2 separate regions of the Homo sapiens genome follow, and region 1 is linked to region 2. The links are chromatin contacts, found by Hi-C in ENCODE. All regions are on one chromosome and are shown on one strand. Each heading gives the region's core, a stretch centred on a gene start or an enhancer-like site at or near the end of the contact. The rest is flanking DNA. Distances are from core to core; before and after follow the strand shown.

Region 1 (4,584 bases), core at 2,067-4,566, 450 kb after region 2:
GTAGTAGGAAGAATTGGGGGAATGAGGTAGGATTAGGTGCTTTATTTACCACACACTCATGAGAGCCCCATGCTGGGAGAAAGAAAAGACCCAAAGAGGTGAGCAGATATCAGCTTCCCCCAAATCCAGGAAATTCCACAGGATACAGAAAGACAAGAACAGAGAGAACCAGGGATTCATTCTGGCAAAGGATGAAGCAGCTCCTAGACTGTCAAATGCCCACTGTCTCTACCACCTGAAATATGATGCTCTCCTTCAAGCTCTTGACCTATGCTGGGGGCCTTCCTACTGGGCCAAAGGCCATCATGGTCATCATTATTAATTATTTTCTCAGTGTTTTAATATGTATTTCAGGTTGATATCCTTATTTAAAAGCAATAGCTAAGGACAGTATGCCTATTTGACGAAGGGCACAGGGGAGAAAGGTGATATACCTAAAGTCACACAGCTGCTTAGCAACCGGAAGGAAATTGGAATTCCAGTCTCCTGACTGCCAGTCACCTTCTCTTCCATCACCCCAGGCTTTGCCATCTCACTATGGAGGCTCCCAGGATCTCTGACAACCCATCAGACCCACTGCTTAGGCTGGGAATGCCAAGTCCCATGCCTGGAGCAGTAGAAAGCAAAGGCACCAAAGCCCCAAGCTAAGCCACCTAGTCCAAAGCCACGCTGTGCCTCTAGCATGGTGTGTCCCTGAGCAAGTTATGGAACCCTTGGTGTCTCAGTTTCCTTATCTGCCATAGACGCCTGATAATAGTTCTTGCTTCATGGAATGAGATGATCCATTTGAAACCTTTGGATCAATGCTAAGCAGAAAATAAATATAACCTGCCATTTTCATTATTGATATTCTCCTGTGAAACTGTTGTGACTTCAGAGGACTGATCCCAAAGCCTGCCAGGAAGACCCTGCTGAGTGTCCCGCTCTCCTGAATAGCCCATGTCCTCACTATCACAGGTTCTATTCGTGTCGCAACAAGGAACCACACATCCAAGGCAGCCAAGCCAGGAGGGCCCTGGGTGTGCGGGAGTCAGCTCTGTGGAGATGCCGTCCATGCCCGGTCTGACGGGAACCCCAGCTCTGCGTTTCTCCTTTTCATGAAGCCAGTGAGCCAAAACCACCCTCCTGGGCTGGCCCAGTTTAAGAGCCTGGGCTCCAGGGACGCAGGGAGGCCCCTCAGCCCAATTATAAATCAATCTAGCAGCACTCACTGAGGCCATTGCCATAAATGGCTCTAAAAGCTCAGCCTCTTTCGGCCCAATAGGCTCAGGGCTCCAGGATTAATGAGCATCAGCTGCCGGCAGGCTGGTGGGGACAGATGCCGACCTAATGAGCACAGTGGCCCAGCCCTCGCCAGCTCGAGGTGGACAGGGCTGATGAGCAGGTGTCATTGTCATGATGCCCCTTTGCCAAGTGTCACTTTGAAAGGGAGGGCTGTTGTCATCAAGTGGCATCTTATTACCCCACCTCAGGACACCCACAGGAGATTCTAAAGGCTGTCCACAAAGATGGCCTTTGTGGCTGCCACCTCCACTCCTCAGCTGGCCCTGGCACCAGGTTTTTCTCAAGGCCTCTCAACCACAGGGCTGGATAAGGGTTTTAGAATCCTGGGCATCCCCTCCCATCCCATGCCATCTGATTGGTGCTGCATTAAAGTACAGAGGTCCCTGCTAGAATTTCCCTCAGTCACGTCTCTATTACACCCACGGGCTTCAAGTTTGCCTGGAGTATTTACACACAGTTCTGCAGATTCAAATGGATTCAAATGGGCGCAAGGGCTCAGCATCACACTGGTCACCAAAGGGACACAACCCAGTCCCTGCAAGACATATCAGCTTGTATGTCAGTCAAAGACACAGGCCTTAGAGGGACTGATCATAAGCATAAAACATAGCAACAACAAAAATAGTCATGATCACTTCTTCAGCATTTATTTTGTGCCAAGCACTGTTCCACGCTCTTTATATGTGCTGGCTTATTTAGTAAATGTGAATGAAAGACTCTGAATAATAAGAGTCACGTTATATTAAGGCAGTCAATGCAGGTGAAACAAAAAAAGGAAAGATCACTTCGGCTGACTGGAGAAATCAAGAGAGGCTTCATGGGGGAGGCGGGACCACACTGGTCCTAGTGCAGTCTGGGAAGAGTGTTCCAGAAGCAGAAGCAGGCACACCTGGGCAGGGCTACAGTGAGTTTGCTGAAGGTCACACATCTGTGCTTTGGAGGGCAGAGCTGCAGGGCCACAGGTATATTCAATGTAGTGGGTTCTGGCATCTGAAAATGTTGTTAGGATGAAATTTCAAAATCAGGTTTTATTCCTGATGAAAGTAGACTGCTCTTAACTGGGGCTTCACTGCTTCTTTTCCATTTCTGTTTGGAGTGTGATTTTTTTAAGGTAAGATGTACACGCAATGAAATGTGCAGATCTTCAGTGCACACTTTGATGAGTTTTTGACAAATGCCTTCACCTGTGTAACTAACAATCCAATCGAGATCTAGAATACTTTCATGGGCATGAAAGGGGAGGAATGTGACCTTTGTGATCAGATGGTCCCATACCTACATCTTCTGGGCATTTGTAAGTTGGAATAAATCAAAATAATCAACTTCCTCCCTTACCCCACGCCAGTCCACCTCCTACCCCCGGAGAAAAAATAAAATAAAATTCATCCACATCTAAACAGACAAATGCCTACCTAGTCTGTCTGTGTATTTGTTACCTTTGTGCCCCAGAACCAAGCTTCATACCAGGCACAGAGTGAATGATCCATACGTGTTTCTTAAAAAAAGGAATTAACATCCTCAGATTAAGGTCTCCCAGGAAGTAAAGGACTCCACTTTCTCTAAGTTCCCATGTGACACTGACAATTATATTTTCCTGTCCTCTCTGTTGAGATTAGGAAGGAGTCCCTAGGAGGATGCAGAAGAGTATCCTTTTGTCCTGTCTCCTACCTGTCACCCAGACTCTTGTGTTCTCTACAGCCAGTCCATCTTAGGCCTCAAATTCCATATGTTTGACAAAATCAAGCAGGTAGTTCAAGGTGCTCGTCTCTCCTCCCAGCTATTCAGCAGACAAAATCTGTGACATAATGTACCCCAGCCTCAGACACGCTCACCCTTCTTTCCCAGGCCCTGTGTGAATGGGCCAGGCCACTCCTTGATAGTTTTCAGGCAAAACACATGAGAACACTCCCAGGAAAGAGAAGCCTCCAGGGGTACCATCCGTATGCATACCACGCATTTACTTCCTAGCCTCACCAGCGTTTTGGGTGTGGCCACAGCTACTCCCCAAACCTTTCATCTTGCAAGTCCCTAGATGTCCTCCTCGGGAAAGCTCCCTGCGCACAGCTTGTGGGAGACTGCAGGCTCATAAACAGCATAAGCCAGCATTCCAATCAGATTATTTCTCACTTGCAATATTGCACAAAGAGAAAAAAATAATGCTGAACATTCTGTTCGTGGAAGAAAAAATAGCAGGAGAAAACTGTCACATTGTTTGGTCTATTTTCAATTTCATTCCCGAGCCCTGCAAATAGCTATCTGTGCAAGCAGGCCAGAAGAGGACTCCAGCGACCTGACATGCACGATCTCAGATCAGGTCTCTAGGGCCTGTGAAAAAGGGAGAGACCTTTGGCTGGCACATATCTACACATGTGATAAAATTGCACAAGACTAAATACACACTCGCCAATGCAAAAAACTGGTGAAATCTGAATGGATAAGCTTGGTGGGTTGTACCAGTCAATTTTCCATTTGTGATATTGTACTATAGTTATGCAAAATGATGCCACGTGGAGGGGAGAACTGAGTGAAGGGTACAGGAACCCCTCTGTACAATTTATTGCAATTGCATGCAAATTCACGATTATCTCAAAAGGCAAAGTTAAAAAAATGCGCTTCCAGTGTCTGATTTAATGGGACTAGGTTGCAGCCTGAGCATCAGAGTTTTAAAAGCTCCCTAGGTGGTTCTAATGTGAAGCCCAGGCTGAGAACCTTTGCTCATGAAGGTTGGGAAGGTGAGACACACACATGAAATCCAGAAACAATCAGCATGTGATACAGTACCAAAAGCTTCATGAATACTTGTGGAGCAAATCAGTGAACTGCTGAACAGACGCATAAGGTTAGAGGAAGTCCGGTAGGATGAGGGAAGACTTCATGGTGAAGTGGAACTTAATCAGGACGGGGCATAAGTGGAGAATTCAGAGGACGGGAAAGGGCCCTCTAAGCCAATAAAGAAGGGCTCAGAGATTGTGTGGCCATACTGGGGAGGAGGGGAAGAACTGAACTTGGGGACAGCTGAGGAGTGAAGATGGATAAAACTTTTCATAATAAACTGGCTCTATCCCTGTGCTTAGACGAGTGGATCTTTCAAACACCTGAACCAGCTCTAAGTCCCTGCAAATTGCCAAGAGCAATTTTCAGCAAAAAGCCAATTCCCCAGAAGGCACTTGGCATCTCTCAGATAAGCAAAAGAGGGGGAGGCTGGAGAGGCTTCAGAATATAGTATCGATGGGTATAAAAGTAAGCAGTCCTTGTCATGGTTCATGTCACTTTGCCTGACTGCACTTCAGCTGGCCTTAG
Region 2 (5,047 bases), core at 880-3,379:
AAGCACACCTAACCTCTGCCTCTCTGGAGAAGGGAAACGGAGGAGGAGGAGGCAGGGGGAAAAGAGACCATTTAGGAGGAGAGCAGAAGTCAGAGGGGAGAAAGGTGGATGGGAGGATGCAGTGGGTGGATTTGCACCTGCTCAGAGGTGGGCAGCTGAGCTTTGAGGAATGTGCTTCCCTGCACTGCATGGCGTGAGATGCTCTGTGTAGGGGATGGGCAGGAAGCGGGGGGTTCTGGTGAATTAGGAGAATATATCTTGGTAGAAATCCAAGTGTACTCTCGGTCCGTCCATCTAGACAGGATATAACCTCTTAGGACACTCAGAAACTGAAAATAGAGCATGTATGGCTCTGGAAGCAAGCCTGTGTGTGTGTGTGTGTGTGTGTGTGTGTGTGTGTGTGTGTTTGTGTTTATGATGTGCAAATGCACAAGCAATAGAAATACAAGCACCATGCAGATTGCATAGGTAGGCATCATCAATAAACATTTATTCGGCACCTACACTCAGAAACTCACACACATTTACAAGCCCAACATATCCTGCTATACACATGTACAAAAAAGATCACATTGACCCCTAAGGCAAAGAACCGTTTGCTTGAAGAAGCTTCTCTTACAAGATATTAATAAAATACGCAGGCACATTTTAACTTTAAAAACTCTGGAGAAGGAAAGAAGGAGGGTGAAGAGATGGGGCTGGAGGGAGGAATGGGTAAGGCAGGCCTAATCACAAAGTACTTAGCCCATGCGTCTGGGCCTCTCTGTAAGCACCATATTTCACGATACCTTCAACCTGATTTTCCAACTCATTGAAAACACTTGCCAGCTGCTGCTGAGTGACTCCATTTACTGTTTAAATGAGCTCACTCTAACAGGGCCCCTGGAAGGTAGTCCCTAAGGAGAGCTATGGGTGGAAATGGAGTTGGAGGCCCTAGATCTTGGAATTTTGACTGGGGAATGGGAGAAGGGAGAGTGGGGTAATCACCCAGGAGGGAGAGGGTGGGGCAGGCCAGGAGGGATGGTGAGAGTCTCTGGTGACTTCCATGGGCACATCTTGGATAGGAATTCTTTGTGGTGGGTAGTGTAAACTTTTTTCCACCTCCATCACCCCACATGCAGACTCAAATATACAGACATGTGAAATGACATTCAGGGATTTCATAGTACCTCACAGGATGGCTCCCAGGAGCTGGTCCTCTTGCAGATATGTTAGCTATCTGCCTCTGCATTGATGAGCAGAGTGTTCCCTTGCAAGACCCCATCTGTCGTAAACACCACCCCCCATGGGTCTGCCATGATTCCCTCTGTTCTCTCAATCACTGTAATGTGGGTCCCTAATGCTGCAGGATGCTCCTCTCCCATTTTCCCCTCCTGTCCTTTTTTTCTGTCCTCCTCTGCCCATGACAGAAGCTTCTGGAAGAAAGAGAAGGCTCTCCTATTAGCACATTTGTATGAATAGATGGGTTTGACAGGGTGCTGGCATGCTGAAATGACAGATAATACTCCCGGGAGGAACTGAGACACTGAGCAGCTAAGTTGTGATTAGAAAGCATGGGAGAATTTCCAGGAAGGTGAAGGCTGGCTGTTCCTGGTGAGGCATCTGGGGACCTTGTCAGCCACAGGTCAGATACTGACCCCTTCGGCTGGTTAATTCGGTCCTTTCCCATTGTAGCCCATAATCAGTCCACAGTCTGGGATCAAAGTTTAGCAAGTCCTCCATGTTTTTCCCACAGAGACAGGGGACCTCAGGACCCCACTATTAGAGACCCCTCAATCTTTGCCTTCAACTCTGAAGCCAGACCCAGATCTGTACGGGCTGAGAGAAAATCTTCAGGGAAACCTTTTGCCTTTGTAGCCATGCAAGTTGCAACCCCAGGCTGTGGGGCTGGGCTTCTCCATCTGGTTATGTGGGGATCTCATCATCAGAACTCATCTATATTACCCAGATTGGGTGACTCTGGATTAGCCAGGTGGTGTGGAGGAGGCCTGCTCTTTCCCCGCTCCCTCCCTGGGGCATCTGCCTTCAAGGTTTGATCTGCTGTCGGCCCCTCCTCCTTGCTCCTAAGCTCCCAAGCTCCCTAACTTCACTTAATCAGCTTCCTCTGCTGCCTCTCATTTCCAGCAGGGTGTGGCTGTGCTAGGAAAGAGACTTGGCCCACAGCCTCACAGTGATTCAGAAGACGCTGGGTGAGGACCTCTGTGTCCCTGCTCCAAGGACCCTGAGATGACCCATCCCAGGACACTCAATCCTGCCTGCAGATGCTAGGCTCTGAGGAGATGCCTGCTATAGCACCAGCACATTCTGCAGACATGTTTTGAAATGTGTTAATAAATAACTGGAGAACAGTATCTATACAATTACCTAGATTTGCCTGAACTTTACAGGGCAACTAAACAAACAGACATACGTTCGCAGAAAGGCCACAGTACAGAAGACAAACCGAGGCTTGGTCACCCTGAGGATCAGCAGCCGGATCTTTTTCTGAAACAAATTTCCTGCTAGAGAATCCCTGATCTCTGTGATGCAGTATTTCCCTAGTTTTTATTTCTACTTCAACGAGGCACCTCAATGTCAGTTTCCTTTGGGAAAAGAAAATCAAATGTCCCCACAGCTTTTGCCCAATTGTGAAGGAAAATTTCAGCATTGATTGTCTGTCTGGACTCTTGTGGGGAGGAGGCCAGTGGGCCTAGTAAGACCCTTAGCACACCTGGGCTGTCTAGCCTTAAGGAAACCAGACCTGCCAGGAAAGCAGAAAAGCTGTGAAGAGATTTTTCTCTGCCTTCCTCGGGGGACAATCTTCCAGAGCAACAATGCACCATGTATTTACAGAAAACTTATTATGTTCAAGGTGCTGGGAGAAGCTAGTTGCAGATACTTAGAGCAGTAAGGCTTTAAGTTAGACATAAGGAAGGACTTCCAGCTATTGGTATTGATATAGTAGGACCCAAGCTTACTTCACAGCTTGCATCATCAGGGAAGGATGAGATCATTCTTGAGAACATTTTGAATAAAGGCTTAGAGGGACTGAATATTGAACGATCCTGTTAACATTTCTCCCGGTCCTCCTCCTGCTTTCCAGGATGATACTGGTGTATGATTTTTACTTAAAGCCCTCCCCCATCCCCACAGAGACACCTGGAGCCTGGCGGGCCTTGGCATCAGTGGCTGTTGTCATGGCGGGGAGAGCTGAGGTGACCACTGTGACTGCCCTGGGCACAAGGACCGTCGTTCTGTGAATCCTCCCTAAGCCCGCTGGCGGGGCCCCTTTGCTGCCACTGCAAGTAAAGTTTCCCAGCTCAAGTAAATTCTGGAGGGGATTGACCTAATTTCCAGAGTCTAAGGGGTGACAAAAAGCCCCAGTCAAAACTCCTGTAAGTGGGTGATAAACAGTCTCTATTAGAAAAAATAAATAACATCTCCAAAGGAGAGCAGGCTTCCTAAGACCCCCTTGCCTTTCAGAGAGACAGCTGTCTCCTGGGAGGAGGACTCCCTGAGCCTCCCGCTTCAGCCGCTCCAGAGGAAAGGTTTGCCTTGCTGTCTCACTGCAGCGCTAGCTGCTCACCATTTTCACCGACCGCCGCAGCCTCCTGATGGACCCCACAGCAGGAAGAGGCTGTGGGAGAGGTCTCCACCCTTCAAGGTGGGGCTGACAGTGGTGCTTGGCCTTTAGAGTTGAAATGTATTGGTTCTCTGCCTTGGGAGGAACAATCACTCTCTCTCTCTCTGTCTCTCTCTATTTCTGTCTGTCTCTCTCTCAAACACACATACACATACACTGAGACAGCTATCATCATACCTAATTTACATATTATGGAAACCGAGGCCCAGAGAGGTTAAATAACTTGCGTGGTTTTGTCCAGCTATTAAGTGGGCAAAGCTAGAATTAGAATTGAAGCCCAGTGACAGCTTTCAAATCAAGTTCTTTCCCCTATTCTGGAGCTGCAGCAACTTTAATAAGCATAAGAAGTACTTTGGGATCTTGTTCAAATGCAAGTTCTGCAGGTCTAGGGTGGGGTGGAGATTCTGCATTTGCAGTAAGTTCCCAAGTAGCAGGGTGTGCTACAAACACCTCAAAGCTGCAGACCCTGGGGAACAGTCCCCATAGAATAGGAGGCGGGAATCATTCTGGAAAATAGGGAGACATAAATACCCAGACAAGCTTAGGTCTCCAAGGAGGCAGGGAGATCAGGAGTGGGAGGAAAGGGCAGTCTGTCTCTCTTTCCTTAGAAGACTTCGTGGTTTGAACATTGCCTTGGTTAGATTTCCTGATATGGGTACAACTTGTGCTGATCTCAGTGGGAATCTGGAGCCAGAGATGACCAGGAATAGAGGGGGATAACATCTGCCAAGTTCCATTCCTGGTTCAAAATTCTAACTTGCCAGCTTGTTCATTCATCTAATGACTCAGACCTGATGGCAGATTGAATTTTCCAAAAATGACTGCAACAATATCTTCCATCCCACATGTTATTCTTACAGTGGGACTTTCCATCTAGAGGTAGGACCTGTATTTCTTCCCCATGAATCTGAGTGGATGTGCAGTTATAGTTGAAGTGATGCTATGGGACTTCAGAGGCTAGGTCATAAAAGGCAATACATTAGGCCGAGCATGATGGCTCACACCTGTAATCCCAACGCTTCGGGAGGCTGAGGCGGGTGGATCACCTGAGGTTGGGAGTTCAAGACCAGCCTGACCAACCTGGAGAAACCCCGTCTCTACTAAAAATACAGAATTAGCTGGGCATGGTGGCACATGCCTGTAATCCCAGCCACTCAGGAGACTGAGACAGGAGAATCACTTGAACCTGGGAGGCGGAAGTTGCTGTGAGCTGAGATCACGCCATTGCACTCCGGCCTGGGCAACAAGAGCAAAACTCTGTCTCAATAAATAAATAAATAAATAAATAAATAAATAAATGGCAATACATTTTCCACTTGGCTCTGTTGGGACACTTGTTCTTGGAATCCAGCCACCATGTTGTGAGGAAGCCCAAGCAGTCACATGGGGAGGCCATGTGGAGGTGTTGTGGCCAACAGGCCCAGG

Evidence for each region. Hi-C counts contacts between places; a loop is a spot of excess contacts on that map. Pooled maps may share reads with other maps.
Region 1: a loop to region 2 is called in a map of IMR-90, with 8 times the contacts of the local background. The contact joins two enhancer-like sites. A Hi-C loop is called at or near these places in 2 of 168 maps with a recorded cell type or tissue (IMR-90 and aorta), 1 of 37 single-sample maps with no recorded cell type and 4 of 50 pooled maps.

Annotation. Positions count from the first base shown.
Region 1 is chr7:132,397,438-132,402,021 of GRCh38, forward strand. The region is part of intron 3 of PLXNA4 (plexin A4); the gene reads right to left. Among named protein-coding and RNA genes, the nearest start is that of PLXNA4-AS1, 47 kb to the left of the region's middle. Within about 2 kb of position 3,317, at least 3 of the 41 ENCODE cell types and tissues checked have a DNase peak (open chromatin) inside an H3K27ac peak, as active enhancers do.
Region 2 is chr7:131,946,607-131,951,653 of GRCh38, forward strand. LOC101928782 (a long non-coding RNA gene) reads left to right here. Exons shown (of 6, transcript NR_110836.1): 6 at 2,125-2,347. Among named protein-coding and RNA genes, the nearest start is that of PLXNA4-AS2, 310 kb to the right of the region's middle. Within about 2 kb of position 2,130, at least 3 of the 41 ENCODE cell types and tissues checked have a DNase peak (open chromatin) inside an H3K27ac peak, as active enhancers do.